Regions from separate parts of the Mus musculus genome. Here region 1 is linked to region 2. A link is a loop called in an ENCODE intact Hi-C map of the cell type or tissue named here. Cell type or tissue: heart. All regions are shown on one strand. Each heading gives the region's core, and the rest is flanking DNA. Links, peaks and the distances in the headings are about the cores only.

Region 1 (10,655 bases), core at 845-8,844, 68 kb after region 2:
GGCAGTTGCTAAAGGCTAGGGAGGGGAGCCAGAGCCCAGTGATTGAAAGAAAAATATCAACTGTTGAGGAAAGCTAACGCTTTGTGTAAAGCTCTCACTCCCAAGCCAGGCACGTTCCCATGGTACCGTCCGTCTACTCACCGAAACCCCAAGGGTCACGACACTGCAGACTTCATCCTGGGGTGAGGAGGAGTCAGAGCGCCTTCCTCAAAGGTGACCCTCACCTAGAAGAGAATAAAGTGGGTAGGCATTTCAAAGTAGATCTGAAAACACCAACAATATCAATGTAACAACCACTGAGCATCGTAAGAGAAAAACGGGTTTCCTACTTCCTCTGGGGTTTTAAATAGGAGACCACCATCTCACACGCAAACAATCAACGTTAAAGGATGTTTACAGTACATGTAGCTAATTCAAGGCTCTGGGGATGAGACAGTAAGTGCAAATACGATCAACTTTTCTACTTTTGAAATTCCAGGCATTTAATGAAAAAAGAGAAAGCCCACATTTTTGCTTCTATGCGTCTTCCTAGTACAGAGATTGGACGTTGACTCTGAAGGTGCAAAGAGATAAAATGCCAGGCATACGTCTGAATTTACAACGTTAGGGTTGCTCACCGCTACTCCCTCTGCACAGCTGCAACTCTACTCAGCAACAGCTGTCAAGAAAAATGTGTCTCCATACTTTGCTAGGAGCTTAGGACTAAACAACCCTGCTTCTATTAAGTGCCTACTGTGTGCAGAGTGAAGTGCTGAACTGAGGAATGGTGGTAGCCTGTAAGAGTTTCAACATCAGTCCCTGTAGACTAGAATTATAACACTTGACCCAAACAAATTATACTTATTTATGTATTTAATCTATGTGTGCATGCATGTGCATGTGCCATGGTGCATGTGTGGATGTCCAAGAACATTTGTAGGAGTCGGTTCTCCTTCCACTGTAAGTGTTCTGGTCCTGAAAGTTCAACTCAGATTGTCAGACTTGGCACAGGAGCCTCTACAGGCTGAGCCATTTCATGGTAGAAGCTAGTTTTGTGATTTCAAAGGAAAACAAAGTTCTAGAAGATTGAGAGCCAAATTATTTAGGGAATCTTTAAAAGGGCACTCGATAGGATCAGCAAAGTTTCAAGTAAAATCACAACCTAAACTGACTGAGCTCAGAATCAAGATTCCAGCTTCAGCTCTTCCCATGATGCACTCTTCCTTTCCTGCTCCAAGGAGTCAAGTTTATTAGAACTATGTCATGTTTAACAAATTTCATTTCTGCGCTATGACCACTACTCCATAAAAGGCACAGCATCCTAGAATGTGGAACCAAAAGGTCTTAAGTTTCCATTCCTAGCTCATTCTTAACTTCTGGCTTGCCAACAACCAAAGGGCTTCTTCAAGCACACAAAAGGAAGAGCCGACCTCTCTCTAGACTATAGAGGAGAACAAATGACTCAGGGGGCACAAAACACTGCTGCGTGGTTTAGTATTCATGGGGCAAAAATGCCATCAATTGTCCTCCAATGGCTACTAAACTTTAAGGAAACAAAAATTCCTATTAAGCTAAAGAATTCTGACAAAATTAAAATGTTCAAAGTAAATCCGAAGTACTATCCATAAGAATAGCAGCCACCAAAGTACTACTGTACACAGTGATCCCCTCTCTGTGACGTCTTCCCAGAGCGCCAGCTACTCCCCTGTCCATCAGCCAGGGCCCTGGCACTACCCTTACTATTTAACATCTCGAAAACAGTGTCACTGCTATAGTTAGATAGGGAACTCCCCGAGGATGGTGTCAATCATCATCTTACCACCTGGTACCCAGGAAAACCCAGCAAACGTGGCTGACTGATGTATTACAGTGAGCTTGCTCCTCTTAGCTCACGTTCACACAAACCCAAGGGGACATGATAAACACCAGCTTTACTTCTCCCAGTCTGCTCTTCTCCTCCGCCTTCTGCAGCGAGGCAAACACAAGGCCCAGGTCACACAAAACCCAGGGGAGCGGCACTTTTAGTTGTGACTTGGATCTGCTTTAGATGAGTTGCACATTGGGGAACTTCTAGAATCAAGAGCAGCTCAGTGGGCTGGAAAGATGGCTTAGCCGAAAAATATAAGAGCAGCCCAGTTTTACCTTATAAGCAACCCCAGAGAGACAAAACTCCAACATGCTCAAGCTGATGTCACACAAGTTGCAGCTTAAGGTAAGGCTTTTACCTTTCAAGAGGTCCACTCCGCTTTGTCTTCTACATTGGGGCGGGGAGGAGCTTACAGGGAAGGAGAACTGTCACCTCACCACACAGGAATGGTTAGGTCAATGTGAAGTGACACCAGTTAGTCTCACATCCAAGTCCTAAGATGACAAGAAGAAAGGGAAAGTTCATATGCAAATTCACACCAACTCCAAGGAAAACTCCCCACTCCCCACTGCTGTGGCCGAATGGAGGGCACCTGGGGGAAGAAAGAAATGAGTCAAAAATGGGAAAAGGAGGCAACCCCCTTAAAACTTCAAGTACAAGTCAGAGAAAAGGGATAGGAAACCTAGGGAACTACATATGTAATGGGAACTTGGAAAAACCAAAACAAACAAAAGCATCCTTTGAGGTCTTGTTTTTACCCTTGTGTACAACCAGGAACGGCCAGCACAGGGTGCAAAATGACTTTTGGTTTTTCATGTGGTCTCTTCGTCCGTTCTTAGCATAATGAAGCTACTTAAAAATATCACAAAGCCCAAAGTGTAAGCAGCCTTAAGTTAACTTTCAAAAATCAGACTTGGGTAGCTCTTAACTCCATGATTCACAGCTCCCAAGGAATCAAGGAGAGGTGGCTTGAAGCCTTCAGGGGATAACACAGACCAGCATTTTGACTAATCTCTAAGTAACGTAGTTAGTGCAGCCTTCAACAGTGGGCGTAGCATCGGCAATAGTGGGACTGTGCCGCCAGCAGCACCACATCACATTAGTTAAAGACTCGATAATGTAATGACACATGTTCTTCCCTCGTCACTGCTTCAAAACCAGTCTCCTTAGACATGATTCTGTGTGTGACAAAGAGGCACACATTACCACGCTACCATGAACGTTTTGACAGCTCATCTGTACTTCTATGTTTTACATCTTGTGAATTTAGGAAACATTCTCAGATGGGACGCTGTATTGTTTTATTGCAGAGTACTGGGACAGAAAAACACTAAGAACCCCAGAGTAAGAACAAGAAAAGCGTCCAGAGACTTTGCTATCACATTAGTTGAAGCGGAGAGCAGAGAATAGGACCACCCACACTATCCCATGGCCGAAGAGGACTGACTAGGTAGGAAACCAAGAACTATGCCTTAGGCCACACAACACAGGGTGCCTGCAGTCTAGGCCAGCATCTACCTTCTCATACTCTGGGCTGACTTATGCTCAGTATTTACAATTACCATCAAACTCACTGTCCTCTCAGTAAACACTAATCTTTCAAAATGAATAGAAAACCCTAAATTCGGACAACAAAACAAGTGTACAGAACTCCCCTTTTTGTTCTTTAACCATATTACTGTGATTGTAAGAAAGTTGAATTTGGTCTGCTAGTGAGATAGCAGTAGGATTTTTAAAAAGTTATACTACATAATCACTCATCCTCAGAGGCCGTTCAAAGAACTTTCTGGACAGGCATTAACTGGCTAGACTGGAAGGCAGCTACGAGTGGCTGGAGCAGGCAGTCGCCACTCCATAAGCAGCCACACCAGGAAACACCAGAGATTTGTTCAAAGTAAGTCATCCAGAGAGCTACATCTTGATTCCAAGTTCAAGGCTTTTCACCACTGTGCCAGGTCACCATGATCCAATATTCAGCTGGTTACAATGCTTGCGAAATCACTGGGTCTTTCCCCCCCTAGCATTTTCTTTCCTTTTGAGTTTACAGCAGCAGGTATTTCTGAAGGCCACGGGGAAATAACCCATAGAAGAAATTCCATATATATAAGGGTTTTTTTGTTTTGGTTTGGTTTTTGTTTTGGCTTGTGCTGGCTAACTGGAATCAAGAACAAAACATTCCTTTTGCTCAAGAGCCAGTTCCATGATACTTGTTCTATAAATAGAAAACTATACAGAAACTGTGCTTCCATCTTTAGGCCAATGACTTTCCCATCCAACTATCATCTATGTTGAAATTATTATATCCAGCAACTGATTACAAAGACTTTCAAGGCTCAATATCCAACTTCTAGGTCATAAAGCTATCAAATGTCATATACACACTCATACATTCCTCAAAGCATGTTTGCAACACCGGAACTAAGAGACCCTCTTCTTAGTCCATCCCTGTCAATAGTATAGGCCTTTTCAAGAGAAGAGAGAAGACTTTGTTACTGGTCCCCAGGACCATCAGATTTGCACACAAACACTTCTTCATGATAAACTCCCTGGTGACTAGTGTCCAGTCAAAAACTTTCAAACCAACCAGACTTAAAAGCCTCCAAGTCACAGGTTCTAAACAAGTCTTACCTCCCAACATCTTGACTATTTCACTACCTACTCCTCACCTCCTGTAACTAATTCATCACTGTGTTCCCTACACAAGAGCCCAGGTCTCTGTCGCCAAAATAACCATTTAATTCCACAGTTTATCAAACGCTAACAAATGCACCATCAAATTGACTTTTTACATGGCCGCTGACGTCACTGTCAGGGGGTGACTTGTTCTTGCTTTAACTAAAGTGTAACTCTGTATCCACTGCATCCTGCCTTGGATTATGTCCACAGAGGCATATTTGCATCCATTTCACTACCCTACCTAATGACTTTGACTCCAATCTTGGCCTCAGAATAACTCTTTTAACATTTAAAAAAACGCCCTTCCTTACCTCCAGCAGACTAAGGCTCTTGGGGGACAGATTTCAAGCTTTCTTTCTCATCCTTGGCAGCTTTAACATAACGTTCCCAGCAGTACTACTACAGGCCGTGGTCCTTCCCTCTGGACTAACCACCAACTCTGCGACTTGTTTTCCTTAGGATAACTCCATTTCACCAAGCTCACCCAACACTTACCAGTGACATCTTAATAGTCTTTGCAACTTTCAAAGGCCAGCCAGCCTCTAGGGTTCCAATTTGAAAACCACTGGTGTGTTCTACGACCCTCACAATGACTCAGTGACCTAACTCATTCGTCGCCAACTCACCTGCTGGAACCCTTTACAACTCAAGACATTCCTCTAGGCTTTCACCTCCCCCAACCCTTCAACAAGTCACTGGCCTGCGGAGTCCCCTTTCTCCCCTCTACGCATCTCCCGGGTCTTACAAACTCAACCCGAAATTCCTAATTTCGCGCGCTCTTTCCTCTCCATCGCCCCTCCATCCCAAGACCCCGAGACGGTCATCTCCCCTCAGGTAACCTCTCCAAGCACAGCTTTGGGACACAACCTCTAAAACCCCGAGAGATGCCCCGGTCTCTCCCATAGCTCCCGAGGCTCCCCCGCCTCCCCCAACAGGTTCCTCCAGACTCAACTCGCCAAGCCAGCGCCCCGACCCCCGGAGGCCCCCCGGCCACACGCGCACGCGGACCCGGCCCCCGCCGCGCCGGCCCGCCCCTCCCCCTCCCCGGGGCCACTTACCCCGGGCCGGAGAGGGGGAGGGGCGAGCGCGGGCGGGAGCTGCGGTCCCCGGCTGCTCTCAGCCCCGGGGGGCCGGGGCCCGGACCAGCGGCAGCAGCAGCGCAGCGTCTCCCCCCGGCGGCGGCAGCGGCGGCGGCGGCGCCGTCCCACTCCCGCAGGCACACATAGGCTCCATTGTCCGCCGGTGCCTCCCCCTTTCCGGCTCCCCCTCCCAGGCCCGCCCCTTCCCCCTCCCCTCGACCCTCCCCCAGCCGCACCGTGCCACGAAAGGTACCGCGGGCCCCGCCTCGGACGCGAGCGGAGGCGCGCCCCTCCCCCGGCCCGCCCGGCGGGGAATGGGGCCCTGGCCCCGCCGCCGCCAGGGCCCGCCCCCTCCGGGGGAATGGCACCCGTCCCCCTCCCCGAAGGCGATCGATGGTACCAGCCCGCCGCGGCCTCCGCCCCCTCCCGCGCCTGGCTCAAGAGAAGCCGCCCGCGCCCCGCCCACCCACGGCCCCGCCCCGACGGCACCGCCTTCTGCTTTGCATGACCCCTCCCATCCAACCCCGCCCCGGCTAGTCACCGGGTCCCCCCGCGGTGACGCCCACTCCCCGGTTTAAAGCCACAGAACCCTCTTTTTCAACTAAAAGATCCTCCTGCAGGACCCACGGGGCGGGTGGTGCGGCGGGGAGGTTCTCTTCCTTCCTCACCCTCCTCCCGGCGCTCATTCACCCAGACTCCCCATGGCCTCCAGCAGTACTGGAGCCACCGAAGGGGATTAGAAAAGGCGCGGGAGGGGGAAGGGCAGAGTGGAATTTAGCCATCTTTGACAGAAACTAACTGGGAGCTGCAGAAGGAACCGATCTTCCTTCACTCGCCCGCCGTTCAGGGTCGGGCCTAGTCTTCAGTCTTCATGCCACCTCCTCGCACCTCTCCACTGCGATTCCGCCTTGCTTCCCCCAGCCCACCCATCCGCCCCTAGGTGTCCACTCTACCTTTGCCCGTGAGGGCTTTCTTCCCTCTGGAAAGCTGGTCCCCTCGGCTTGCACTCTTCTCCCTCTTCCCAGAACAGACTCTCTGGGGTCCTGCTGGCGCTGTGGCTAGAGCAAGGTCTCCTTCACCTCGGGCCCTGCCCCGCCCCGCCCTGCCTGGCCAGCACTACCTATGGTTTCCAGAGAGCACCTTCTGCCCCGGCCTCCAGGTCTTCTCCCAACCACAGTATCACTCACTTAATTTTATTTTTTGGAAGAGCTTTGATGTTGAGAATTCGAGGGCGACGCGTTCAGCACTACCCCTGTGAAGTTAGATGTTAGCTCATTAGGTAGCACTTTTTCACATCTTGGTTAATGCGCCTTGCTCAGATTCCTGTTATCCTTATTTTGTGGGGCCGTGTTACTGCCTTGACCAGCCATCGTTACTGTCTGCCCTCCCCACAAAACCCTACTAATCTTCGAGTTTGTACTTTGCGGAGTTGATCTTAAGGATTCTCCTGCAACTCTGTGCACTGGTCCAAAGCGTTTCTAACAGTTAAGTGGATTCTGTGTACCTGAGAATGTACAGTCTCCCCGAAGATGGAAGCAAGCAACATAGCCAAAAGACCTACATGGGTTTAACCAGGACAGCCACTACTGCCTCCGCTTTTCTCTATATAAAATAGGGAACCTTCCTGTGGTACCCTTTTAAGGAGCAGTGCTGTCGTAAAGGATGGTATATAATAGAACGCTAAATAATAAAGTTCACTCACTACTTTCCAATCTTCGCAAAACTCACAACTGGCCATATGGGTTTCCATACAGTTTCTCCCTGGCTTAGAATCTGAACAACTGTGGCAAGATATTTTCTCTTTGAGACTGAGTTTATAAGTTTAAAAGAGAGTCAGGTAGGTCTAAATGATATAAACCTGAGAGCAAATTGAGTCCACGTAAGAAATAAAGTTGAAGGGTTTGGGGGTAGGGAGCTGTCAACTTTTGGCTTTAGAAATTAGATTCCACATAGCTACGAACCTCTCTAAAAGAGAAAAGATCACGTGTGACTATGAGAAAAGACAATCAAACTAGAAGTATGTAAGAGTATTTGGGATTGCTAATGTAAGGGAAGGGTCTTGACTCATATAGATTGGATTCCTCTAAAAGAAAACCACTGCCAAAATACTTCTGTCCTCATTAGGATTTCTGTTGCTGTGATGAAACATCATGACCAAAAGTAAGTTGGGGAGGAAAGGGCTTATTTGGTTTACACTTCCACATTGTAGACCATCACTGAAGGAGGTCAGGACAGGAACTCAAACAGGGCAGGAACCTGAAGGCAGGAGCCGATACAGTAACTTCCAGGTATGCTGCTTACTGCCTTGCCTCCCATGGCTTGCTCAGCCTGCTTTCTTATAGACCCCAGGACCACCAGACCAGGGATGGCACCAGCCATAATGGGCTGGGCTCTCTCCAGTCAACCATTAATTAAGAAATGCCTTACAGCTGAATCTTATGGAGGCATTTTCTCAATTGAGTTCTTCCTTTAAGATAACTCTAGCTGTGTCAAGTTGACATAATACCAGCCAGCATGACTCGGGTATTCCAGATCAGGTCACTGCTGGACAACAAGCTAAAGGGCAGACTGTGACAATAATGTACCTAAAGGGTAGACTGTGACAATAATGTACTTAAAGCAAAACAAACAAACAAATAAAAAAAGCCAAAAAACCCAAAAAACAAAAAACAAAACAAAACAAAAACCTGTCTTTGCTAGGCATTAAACTCTCTTGTAACCATGTGTTAAAGTTCAAAAATGATTTACTGAATTGGAAGGAAAATGAAGACAAGGATCACACACGCACAACTCCAGGCTACAAGCAACCGCAACAAGACCTTAAGCACGCTAAGAAAAAAAAAAAAAATCAGGAAATGTAAAGGTTAGCAGCTCCACAGTAATGTTAGTTTAGCTATATTACACACAGGACAGAAATGCGTTTTAAAATATCATATATTCTGCTCAATAGTTTCTTTCACTGGAGTATTTGCTCTCTGAGTTTTCTAACGTCCACACATCTGCTCTCGCTGGACAAAAGCCTGCCTTTGGTGTCGAAGGGCCTGACAGACTGTGCATGTATAAACACGAGTGGAGAGCGGAGAGATCCTTCTGAAAGCATCTTGTAAACAGAAGTCTCGTGATGTTTTTGCTACTCCAGCAACTCTGTGAAATCCTTCTTCCTCCAAATGGCAAGACTGCTAAAAATACAGGCTTTTCATAGACTCGATTGGACTCCTTGCACTGAATCTTGCTTCTCATAAGGACCATAAACACATAGTGACCTCGAGGCTGGGATGCTGCAAGTCTGACTTCTTAACTCCTCAACAGACCAGGATTTTCTACCGGGAATCCTATTTCTTTTCTTTTGGTTTTTCCTTTTCTTGTCTTTTTCTTTCTATTTTAAAGACTTATTTATTATTATAATAACAAATAAATACACTGTAAGTAAGTACACTGTAGTTGTCTTTAGACACCCCAGAAGAGGACATCAGATCTCATTACAGATAATTGTGAGCCACCATGTGGTTGCTGTGATTTGAACTCAGGACCTTCAGAAGAGCAGTCAGTACTCTTAACCACTAAGCCATCTCTTCCAGTTCCCTCTTTTGGTTTTTCAAGACAACATTTCTCTTTTGTAGTATGTAGCCATGACTGTGCTGGAACTCGCTATGTAGACCAGGCTGGCCTCAAACTCCAGAGATCTGCCTGCTTCTTCCTCCCAAGAGCTGAGATTAGAAGTGTGCAACACTACCACCTGGCCAAGGGCACCCATTTCCAAATTAAAGGGACAAAAGCTCTTGTTTCATCTGTCCCTAATGAGCGTGCCTAAATACTATAATTGAGAAGAATCCATCTTGTTTCTTAGATGACATATTTTTTAAAATATTTAAAAATTTTTTTATATGTATGGGTGTTTTACCTGCATGTATGTTTCTTCATCACATGTGTGCAGTGCCTACAGAGGCCAGAAGAGGGTGCTATCAGACACCCTGGAACTAGAGTTATAAAAGGCTGTGGGCCACCATATGAATGCGATGACTTGAACCCGGGTCCTCTCTCTGGAAGAGCACAGTAGTGCTCTCAGCCACTGAGCCATCTCTCCATGCTCTTAGATGACAGTTTGATGTGGCAATTTAACGATTTGCCAAGATTGCTCTCACTGTGAGGGACTAGGATTTGAGTCCCGTGCATCACAGCACAGTCCAAACTCCTAGGAACTGTTCATTCCCCCACAGTATTAGTAACTGTCAGAGAGAACAGGCAGTTAGTTACCTTAGGAGCCACGGAATTTAAGCTGAGCAAGCTTGAGCCACTCAGCCAGCTGGTGTCAGGGTTACAGTAGTTCCTAACAAACTCTCGCTGGGGTCAAGGCCCTCGGCAAGCCCATAGGTTCTTCCCACTGCGCTCATTCATTATCCTCCTCACTGGTCAAAATCGGTGAATTTCAATGCTGAAGGAATACCACTGAGGGTCACACTGACTGAAAAAATGCAGGCTTAGAACGCAATGACTTCTTGTTACTTGCCCAGTGCTGGGATAGGTAGCCTGAAATACTTTTTTAGGCTGCCATGAAGGAGAAACAGCTTTCCATGAAAATTCACAGAAGAATCTCAGAGCCTCATCTTTGACTGACAAAAGGGAGGGCTGCCTTTTTCCTGAGGCTGGAGACCCTGCTCCCTAGCCTTCCCTCCTGTGCCTTCTCCTGATCGAGGATCTGCAGATAGTGAGTGTCGAACCATCCTACTGAGGGACCTGTGGTGTGATAGGCAGATCCCCTGGAAGGTGACACCCTGCTTTATCGCATGCTCCAACCTATGTGGTCTTGTCTCTGGCTTCCTCATTCTACTCCCTAAGGTTCCAGCTCTGTGTCCCAGAGTTCTAAACGGCTGACTCAGTGCTGATGCTCCCCTCCTCCTGTTTTTCTGTTGGACTGTAGCCCACGCAGCTTAAGACCCGGCCTAAGTGCTCTGTGCGCGTCACCCACTTCTCCCCAAAACTCCTCATCTTCATATAGAAAAACAAACGAACAAACAACAAAAGCTGTGTGAATGGATAGTTAGCCTGCCTGTGTG
Region 2 (10,655 bases), core at 1,584-9,583:
ACTGAAATTTGGATTACTTAAGTCACTATCACATCTGTGCATCCTTGGGCAAGCTATTTGTCTATTGTCTAAGCTCAGGCTCTTTCTCTATGCAATGGCGGTAGGATAGATCTACCACCTGAGCTGCAATAAGAGTTAATTAAGTAACGCACTGAACGTTAGGCATATGGTAATATCACTCAATTATTATTACTGCTTTTCAACACTTTTCCAAGTTGGTTAGACACATTTTTGCGAGGGAAACATTAAACTACCAATGCCACCAGCTTTCCTATCACTCTCTCCTTTCTTTCTATCCTGGGAGGAGTGACCTTTAATGAAAGACATAATTCTCCTACTGTCCAAGGCTTTCCTTTCCTCCTTTCTTCTTTACCAGACTTTGTCCCAGACCCTTGATCTAAGTCTTCAGCGTTCTGTTTGTCAGTCACTCCTTGTGTCTTCATTGTTGCCTCTTTACTGACAATCCCTCCCATTTTGTTAAAAGTCTCCATACTGGAATCCTGTCCCAGCTCTGGATTCATGGGTCTTGCACTGTAGCTGTCAGTTTTCTGTCACTATTACAAAATGCCTGAGGTAACTAACTTATAAAGAGGAAAGGTTTACTTTGGCTCACGGTCCTGGAAGGCTGCAGACCACGATCAGGTAGCTCTGTGAGTTTGGGCCTCTGGCAGGTGAACATGACAGAGGCAAACATTCACCTCAAGTCCTAAGGAACAAAGAACAAGGGGAAAGCAGTGGATCCCATGCTCCTCTGCAAGCGAATGTCTCGAGTCACCTAAAGACTGCCAACGATGTCATACCTCTCAAAGTCTTTACTACTTCTCACTTTTAATACATGGATCTCTGGAGAACAGTCATCCAAAATAGCATGTGCCTAATGATTCAATCAACTATGGATCAAAATACTCTGAAAAAAAAAAAAACCAAGCAAATAAACAAAGAAGCCTAAACCCAAAACCAAAATAAAAACAAAAATCTACAGTCAGATGTTCTGACCTTTTCTTGTCATTATTTCTTAAGTAGTCTGGTGTAACAACTACTTTCAGTACATTCTCACTGTATTTGGTGTTATCATTAAGCTAGAGATGTTCTCAAATGAGGAGAGGATATACATCCACTATTTGCAAATACTACCTGTAACCTCTTGTTTTTCCTCCTGGCCCCAAGCTCCAGAAATAATGACTTAAATATATTTACAAATGCCTAGGCCAAAGTTTTACATGTTCTTCAACTGACTCATAACTTAATATCTGGTTTATTGCCACGTGACTGGATACCTCTGCCCTATTTTCATGCCTCTGTCTCCATCAGCGTTCCTGGGCCAAATCCCCCATGCCTCACTAGTTCCCAGAATTCTCTGTGTGCAGGATGTCCCACCTTCTAATCCTGCCTCAGCTCACTGGCCAAAGGTTTCTTTTTTATCAACAGGTGAATATTTTTACAAAACACACAAGAGATTATCTCTACAACTACCCCATTGTATGGAAGGGGCTTCAAAGTCTGAGGATTGTGGCATCAATGGAAGGATCCTTGTCTCCCCATCAGTAGCTCTCAGAGTGGAATCTGAAGAACTACCCTACCTTAAACAACTGGGTGTCCTTGACTTACTAAGATCTAGAATAGCATTGACGCACTTGAACCCCAAATATCCTCAGGCATGCTGTGTGCGAGTAGTATGTAGTCAACTGTTCTGGCTATATACTTCACATCATTAATAACACCAATGACCCTCCCACCAATCCACTATGGATTTGTGGAGTAAAGAAACTCCCAGTCTCCTTAAGTCTCATTATCAATGTACCCCGTGGTGCCTGTTCTTTCTCTCTTCGGTGTAGAGGATGTGCAATTTCTCCATCTGATGCTAATGATGTGGTCTAAAGTCATTTCTCATCTTGTTCTACCTTAAGAGCTTTCTGGGTCCTTTATCCCATCTCGTCTTCAGCCTCTCCCTCACTGTCCACCGATCAGCATTTAAACACAAACTTCTCTTCAAAAGACTAAGTCTCCCTTAGTGTCAGGGACCTAGCACTCCCAGTGCCGCCATTGGGCTGAACTCTTCTCCCAATGTGCTCACCTCCCTGATGGTGTCGACACTCACTCCCCACACACTCCCACACGCACTGAACCTCTGCCCACTGCTTGCCCAGGCTGTTCCTCTCCATTGGTCACAGACAACCAGTGTTCGATCCCAGGGCCTTCCATCCCAGGGGCCTCCCACTATTATCACTGTATTTTCAGTTCCCTCTGACACTACCACTCCATCCTTCTTTTATGTTTTGATTGCTTTTGTTCTAGAAAGGGTCTCACCTTACAGGCATTCTCCATTTAGACCAGGCTGGCCTTAAACTCAGAGGTCCGTCTGCTTCTGCCTCTGAGTGCTGGGACTAAACACGTCAGGCATCTATTCCTTCTTAATTTTTCTTAGTTCCCTTCATACTTAGGTCTTGAATGGAGAGCTCCTCAGAGACGTATCTCAGGCCTCATTACGTCTCCTTATCCTTCTGCACCAAGACTGTATCCATACAAACTCTTGCAGTGATGAGCCTTGAAAAACCCTGCGTATACACTCCTTGGCTGCTCTTACTCTGATCTCCAGCCTATGTCATCAGTCCAACAGAGGGCATTTCTATACAGATGCCTCACAAGTACACGTATCTACCTCATAAAACACACAATCCAAGTTAACTTGCTAGCCTCGATTTCACCTCTTTCCAAGGTGTATGACATCATCTGAGATCATCTGACCACGTACTCCAGGGCTATCCTTGACCCTTCCCCTCTCTCCCTCCTCCCTTGAATTTCCATTGTTAACGGCTTACCAGGTTCCGTACCTGGACTGCAGCCACAGCTATCTGACTTTGCTCTGTTTCTGCTCCCTTTCAATCCACAGTGTCTCACACCATGGAGGAAAAACATCACATTTACATTATATTTAGATTGCAAATTATGTTCCTCGATTCCAGACCATCAAGGTAAAAAAAAAAAGTCAAAGGAAAGTAATCCTCACATCCCTTGATATTTGTTTTAGTATTAATACCATGCTCAAAATTAAACTTCTTGGGAGATTCTTGTAGGAAGCAACGGTGACGTAAGAGTCACCGACCTCTCCACTTCTCCTATGCCATGGTCTATCATCTTTTAAACCGGTCCTTACCAAGTACTCACAATGAATCAGACACCATGCTCACCACTGGAAATAAAACAGTGAATGTGTGTGTATGTGTGTTTGTGTTTGTATGTGTTAATCTCATGGCTAACACTGAGTTTCAAATAATATTAAGTGAAACTCTCATGAAAATTTACTGGAGGGAAATTTACTTGTTTCTCAAACTAGCCCTATTTTATAGTAAAACCATGGTCAAAATAAGCTTGTCTCAGAGTCCCCTCCTTGCCTGTCCCCAGAGCATGATTTCAAGACTTCTTCTTCTTCTTCTTCTTCTTCTTCTTCTTCTTCTTCTTCTTCTTCTTCTTCTTCTTCTTCTTCTTCTTCTTCTTCTTTTCTTCTTCTTCTTCTTCTTCTTCTTCTTCTTCTTCTCCTTCTCCTTCTCCTTCTCCTTCTCCTTCTCCTTCTCCTTCTCCTTCTTCTTCTTCTCCTTCTTCTTCTTCTTCTTCTTCTCCTCCTCCTCCTCCTCCTCCTCCTCCTCCTCCTCCTTCTTCTTCTTCTTCTTCTTCTTTTTTTTTTTTTTCAAGACAGGGTTTCTCTGTGTAGCCCTGGCTGTCCTGGAACTCACTCTGTAGACCAGACTGGCCTGGAACTCAGAAATCCGCCTGCCTCTGCCTATCAAATGCTGGGATTAAAGGTGTGCGCCACCACTTCGGGATGATTTCAAGACTTCTTTTTTTTTTTTTTTTTCTCTTTTTTTCTTTTTTTTTTTCGAGACAGGGTTTCTCTGTATAGCCCTGGCTGTCCTGGAGCTCACTTTGTAGACCAGGCTGGCCTCGAACTCAGAAATCCGCCTGCCTCTGCCTCCCGAGTGCTGGGATTAAAGACTTCTTACTTTTTTTTTTCTCTTTCAGCTTACTACCACTACTGTACATATTGTCAGGACTCCCGGGTGCTAACAGGTAGTGCTTTCCTTTGCCAGCCTCACCAGCTGTGGCTCCCCCTCCCCCACTCCCTGATGGCACTGCTATTGCTCTCTTGGGTCAAAGGTACTCATGATGCTCACCCGGTGATTGCCAACGATGCCAGAGGAGCAGGGTGTGCACCAGCCTTGCTTTGTCCACCACAGCAGGAAGTAGGGCAGCCAGATACCAACCTTCCATTGCCTTGAAGGCTCTCCAGCGTGCTAAGAAAGCCAAAGAGGCTGAAGCTGCTCCAATACTAGGATCTGTTTATACTGAAACTGTACTATGCTTTCCCTCACCTGTCTGAGGGCCACCCTCCCCAGCTGGAGGAGTTCCAAGGCACTACTCAGGTTCCAATGTCGTATTTCCCAGGGCCCCTGAAGGTCTCGGTTTGTCTTGTGTTTTATTTTGGATCTTAAGTGTTTACCCAAAAACTCATGTACTGAAGGTTCAGTCTCAAATGCAGCAGTGTCCACAGTGGGTCTCTTGTGGGGAGGCAGTGACTCTATCACAAAGTTTCTCTCTCACCTACGACCTTGACTGGCTCTTAAAGAGGTAAGACCTAGTTGAAGGAGTGGGTCTGAGCTAGGATAGGGCAAGGAAAACTATTGGGACACAAGAAGACAAGGGGGTCCCCACTCTCACTAGTCATCAAGCAAGGATTCCTTTACTGAAGGCCATTCTCCCCTTGTGGCTGTAAATCCACAATCTGAGACTCTCACTAGAAACCGCAGGGGCTCCTGGTTTTACCTTAGCAGACTCTAATCTAGATGAGGTTCCCTGAAGTTGTCCTCTAGTTGCACCAGAAACCAGAAGGGGTCAGGGTGAAGTGTAGCAACCCTTCCAGATGTGAAGGAGGTGGGGTGGGGTGTGCTTCTCTCTCTCTCTCTCTCTCTCTCTCTTTTTCCCCAGACATGGCTTCTCTGTGTAGCCTTGGATATCCTGGAACTCAACTGTAGAGCAGGTTAGCCTTGAACTCACAAAGATATGCCTGCCTCTGCTTCCTGAATGCTGAAATTAAAGGCCTGCACCACCACGCAGGGCCAAGATGTATCTTGAGAGTCACTAAAAGAATGTATCTGGTAACTGCTAAGACATTTTGCTGTGAATCTCTTATGGGAAGCCCAGACCCATCCACAGGTGTCTTGTTCTCTCACTAAGCATCTCTCTGTCATAGCTCTTTTGCCTAAAATCGGTTACAAATGGCTTCTAATAAACTGAGACTATTCTGTGAGAAGCCCATAGCCATGTAAGGTGTGTTATGTTCTTTTTTTTTTTTCTTTTTTTTTTTTTTTTCCTGTTGCTTTTCTTTCCATTCCAAACAGACTTCAAGTCTATTTTTTACTGGTTTGCTTTGAAATTCATTTCGAAGTTGAAGCCCACGATACTGTTCCGCAGTTAAAAGATTAGGAGAATGCCTTCAGATGTTGACAACACTACCGCCATTCCTCCAGGCCTCTCCTGACACTCTTTGGTGGCTCCAATCCAGGTCTACTATCTTCCCTCTCAAGCCTCTGTCTCCTAACTTCCCTGGTGGTCTAGTGGTTAGGATTCGGCGCTCTCACCGCCGCGGCCCGGGTTCGATTCCCGGTCAGGGAAATACTGTTTTTTCTCTCACAATTTTCTAAAAAAAGTACTTAATAATCACTCGAGAAAAAACAAAAAACAAAAACAAAACAAAAAAACCGCTGGCTCTAATGCTTTGCGCATGCCCCGAGAGTGCTCTACCGCTGAACTACATCCCTAGCTCAATTTTCTTAAACAAAATGGGGAAAGGGAATTTCACAAATAGGAAGCACTCAGCTGATAGATGTTTCAGGTCTTGACTTTAGTAATCTTGCTTTGGGGACTTCAGGGAATTCTTCCACATTCAAACTACTCCCCTTGCCCACCAATCCTAACACTGCCTCCCCTTACCCTCATTTCCTCCCTACTCACCCCAGGCAAAGCCTCAAGGGAAAAAAAAAAAAAAACAGACGAAATCCCTTAATTACCCGGGGCTTCTTGGCAGCCTTAAATTGAAGACTGGCGGGACTGGGAGTGGAACGTGGGAGGCGTGGGGGGGGGGGGCGGGACCTTAAGCATGGCGGGGGGCCGACGGAACTGCCCTCCCTGGGGACCTCGGCCGCGCATAGCATTGTGGAAGTTGTAGTTTTTACGGGTCTGAGTTTCCAGATCGGACGAAGTCTCAGGACTCACTTTCCCGTGCTCCTGTGCGCAGACTTAATTGGAGCAGGTCCGTGGGAGGTCAGGAGATTGCGTGGGGAGCTTGGTTATAAAATGTGGACCCGAATCCCGGGTGTCCGAGGAACTTCTGCTTTTGCGGCCTCCCCTTCACACGGTTTGAAGTGCAAGTTTCAGGTCCAAGTAACTGCCCTGACTGAGCCTGCATGCAGTAGGGGCGGCCGGCAGACGCTAGGCTTAAACTACTAGACAATCTTTCTGCTCCCACCCCTTTCTCTCCACCTCCGGCCTGACTGTCGCTGGGTCGCCCCGCTAGAGTCGCTTGTTCTGAGAGCTTGGATGCACTTGCCCTCCAGTTCCCGCGAACTTCTGAGTAGCTGCTGAGCCGCGTTGCCTGCGGAGCCCTCAGCTTCCACAGCCTCCATCATGCGCGTGTGGGTCCCCGTGGGTGTCCTGACCTCGCTGGCTTACTGCTTCCACCAGCGGCGGGTGGCCCTGGCCGAGCAGCGGGCTCCTAATGGCCAGCGTCCGGTGGACCGCAACCTACTGGAGCTGAAAATGGTGCAGGTGGTGTTTCGACACGGGGCACGGAGTCCGCTCAAGCCTCTCCCGCTGGAGGAGCAGGTGAGAGGCGGCCCACAGAGGGGTTCTTGGGGACACACTTTAGCGTCCCCCGTCGGGGCTCGGGCTGGGTCCAGACCAGAGGGAAACAACAGTAGACTGGCCCTCAGGCTGTGGCCTGGAGTCATCATCCCATGCTCATCCCAAACCACCGGTGTGGTGTGTAAGCCTTCCTGGCTAGGGCAGCCCCTGCCCCCCAAACTTTCAGTTGCTTGGTGTAGTGAAACTTTTCAAAGATGCATAAGAATGTCCCAGGCGGGGGTTCTTATTTAAATGCAGATTCTGATTCTGCGGATGTGGAGTTGGGTCACGTTTCGTAGTTCTGTGGTTGAACTTGAGTTCAAGGACCTTGTAAGTGCCTGGTTGTTAATAACAGAGATCATTGTACCAGGAGATACCTTTAGTGCTTCCGCAGTACAGAGCAAGCTGGCACCTTTGGAACCAGATCTTAATACAGATTTTTCTTGTGGGCTTGCCAGAGACCATTTGAGATCTTGTGAAGTCTTATTGCGGACAAGGACTGTATCTTGGGGTTCTTTAAGGTCAGGTTTAGAAATCTGGAAAGGATTTGTGGTAAGAAGGAGGGAAAGTTAATTAACTAATTTTGTGGCTATAAGTCAGGATAATTATGATTAAAGCACAAATAATTAGCTTTTTGTTTAAAAAATAACCCCTAACAGTATACAAGAAAAGGGCACCAGAAGTCCCTAACACCCCGGGTTGAATTTACCCATGGAGTCTGTATTTGTTCAGTTGCAAATACTCTTAATGGTCATTTCTGTTTTCCTGAAGGGCTGTGAGTTATAGTTTCAACCCAAGATCTGGTCTTTAAAGAGGGTTACACATGAAAAAGCCAAGCAACCAGGGCAGCTCTCACATAAATAAATATCTTTTAGCAGGTGTTTGTTTACCAGGTCTCCAGTTAGCCTGTTCCTATGGCTGTACTACTTTCTGTCTGGCACTGCAACCCACTCTACGCCTTTAACATTAGATCTCTCAGGTTGTCTTATCATTTTGTCTACACATGCCCACCTCTTTGCACCCCTCCTCTCTCTCTATTCTTATTAAAGAGTGTTAGAGAGATATATTTATGTTTTAGACAAAGTTAGCAGTAATAGCAGAGAATAAAAGTTTGTCTGGATCTAGACCCAGTGTATATAGACAGTGCAAATACCTATCAATACCAGCCTGTACTGGTGGATTCCAGTATAGAACTGGTGGATTCCAGTATAGAACTGGTGGATTCCAGTATAGAACTGGTGGATTCCAGTATAGGACTGGCTTCACTGACAAATTATCCCCATTCTTTGTTGAGGGGACTGGGAAGAAAACCAACCCCACTCAGTTCATTACTGGGAAGATATTCATTACATTACTCCTGCCTCTTTGAATTGGAAAAAAAAAAAAAAAAAAAAGGTTTAAATCCTTCCAGGGAGTGTGTGTGTACGTGTGTGAACCAGTTGGTGTGTGATGGGAATCTTACACCTTTATGGTGGAAGCTCCCAATAATCCCAGCTTCGTTAGCTTTTCTTCCTGTAGCTCCAAACTGTGGAGAATGTAGTTCCATGGCCTTGCTTTGTAGAATGAGCAGGACCGTTGCTTTAACGTCCCACTCATACACGGCAGACTGTAGGCTGCTACTTTAAATTTAAAAAAGACTTAGGGGTGTGTGGGTGTGTAGGCCAGAGAAGCTGGAAGAGGCCGTTGGCTCTCCTGGGACTGGAGTTACAGGTGGTTCTGCTCCTCGTGGCGGTGCTTTGGCTGCTGTCCCCAGAGCAAGCACGCTTAGCTGCGAGTTCTCTCGCCAGCCCTAGGCAGAAAGCACGTCTGGTTTTCTTGGATAAAGTTCTGTGAATAAAAGCCTGGGATGGAGCCAGCTCTGGTTGTGAGGAAATGCCATCAGCCTCCTGTGACTGACTCTAATATAATAGGATATATGAATATATGTTATATATCATGTGTGTGTGTATATATATATGTATATATATATATATGTATGTATGTATATATATGTATATATATGTATGTATATATATGTATATATGTGTGTGTATATATATGTATATATATGTGTATATATATATGTATATATATATGTGTGTGTGTGTGTGTGTGTGTATGTATATATATATATCTGAACCTGTTTCTGGATATTGTCTCTCAAGGTTTCTTTTCAAAATCCATGGTTATTGAGTTTTCTAGCCTTCCTTATTCTGCTCTTGTCAGAACAGACTACACAGCGACAATGATAAGACTAAAGTTACCTTTGCTACGATTTCTGATTTCTGACTGGTTTATAGACAGGCGTGCTGTCATCAGGTCAGTCTTCTCACGGGTCCTTACAAAGAGGCATTGTTCGAAACAATACAAGTTTGGCTGAATTGTTTTCTTATCGGTTTGGGTAACAGTTGATCTGTGCTTTGGAAATAAAATCATGGAACTTAGTTGAACATGTTTCTGGCCTTCAGAGTAGCTCCCAATTCACTTTCAAGCAAACTTTTGAACTCGACTTTAAACTTTCCCCCAGGCTTCTTCCAGACAGCGGCAAGGTGACCCCCGGTAGGGAGGTCTTTCAACTCTTATGAAGTTGAGCCTAGCCCAGTCCCTTGTTAAGTTCCTGTCTGCCTTTGACAGTGTGGTTGAGCTGGGAAGCCTGCTGTGTTGCTTAATTCCTGCCCAAAGCTCAGCCGAGGTGGATCTATGAAGGATGTGCCAGTTCCTCACTCCACTGGGTTCTAAACCCTGGCAGGATATTGAATTCTTCAGAGATAGTATGGGGGCTTGGAGCAATGGCTCAGCAGTTAAGAGCATTTACTGCTCTTGTAGAGGATGCTGCTTCAGTTCCCAGCACCTGCATGGCTTCTCTGAATGGAGCCCTTCAGTTCTAGGGGTTCCGCTGTACTCTGGGCTCTGTGGCCACCAGACACATGTGTGCTCAGATAGATGTGCATGCTGCCAAAACGTTCATACGTGTTAAAAAAAAATCATGCCTGGGTCTTCCTCCTAGAGATTCAGATTTAATTGGTACAGGGTATCTGAGCATTGCAAGAACACTTCTCCTCTGGTGCTTTAGAAGTATCTGGGCACTATAGCACTGAGAAGTGGACACCACACCCCATAAAATCCCAGATGCGATTAGCCTGGAATGAGGCTCAGAGTTCGGCAACTTAAAAATTCCTGTGATGCCTTATGTACAAGGCCATTCATTGCTTGTTTCCTGAGACCTTATCCTGGAAGGTCAGGAGATCTCTCTCTCTCTCTCTCTCTCTCTCTCTCTGTGTGTGTGTATGTATGTATGTATGTATGTGTGTGTATACATATATACATATATACATATAACATGGGATGTAACCAATCCATCCCACTGTGACGTTGCCTTCCTAGGGTTGTGATATGGTGGGATCTTTGTACTAAATTGAATGAACAGGGACAAACAGTCCCACAGAACCCATTGCTCTGACTACCGGAAACCTGTCCACTTCATTCCACTATCCCCTTATGATGCCCCGAGGGAGAAAATTTTCACTTTAGGGGTGGTATACTTCTCTTGAGCTTTGTCTTGCTTGTATCTTTGAACTTGTCTAGGCAAGTTCTAAAAGCCAGAGAGTGTAGTCCAGAATCTGTACCCCTTCACAATAGACATGCGCTGTTGGCCGTATGTAGTTTTTGTTAGCTTTCCATTCCTTTTGTCCTTACATTTGCTTCTTACTGTCTTTTCCCCCTTGCTGCGAATCAGTCACATTAAGTTATATTCTACGTATTGCTATCACCCAATTTTCTTT

The links. A loop is a pair of places that touch in the nucleus more often than their neighbours do. Peaks named below come from ENCODE experiments on the same cell type or tissue, not always from the same donor. Only the 100,000 strongest peaks of a DNase experiment are listed, where the experiment ranks them.
Region 1: it touches region 2 in a loop (4-fold over the local background); 7 of 42 quality-filtered maps call a loop at or near these places.

The regions. Positions count from the first base shown.
Region 1 is chr3:97,221,638-97,232,292 of GRCm38, forward strand. Bcl9 (B cell CLL/lymphoma 9) reads right to left here and starts at 5,727. Exons shown (of 10, transcript NM_029933.4): 1 at 5,581-5,727; 2 at 2,205-2,340; 3 at 142-224. In heart, for the core only: a CTCF peak has its summit at 5,695; a DNase peak (open chromatin) is centred at 6,074; H3K4me3 peaks cover 3,547 bases; H3K27ac peaks cover 2,706 bases.
Region 2 is chr3:97,152,490-97,163,144 of GRCm38, forward strand. It overlaps Acp6 (acid phosphatase 6, lysophosphatidic), which reads left to right and starts at 6,288. Exons shown (of 10, transcript NM_019800.4): 1 at 6,288-6,876. The coding sequence starts at 6,679. n-TEctc12 (a tRNA gene) reads left to right here and starts at 5,596; the gene lies at 5,596-5,667. In heart, for the core only: no CTCF peak of the experiment used is centred there; DNase peaks (open chromatin) are centred at 5,582, 6,192 and 8,622; H3K4me3 peaks cover 3,124 bases; H3K27ac peaks cover 2,065 bases.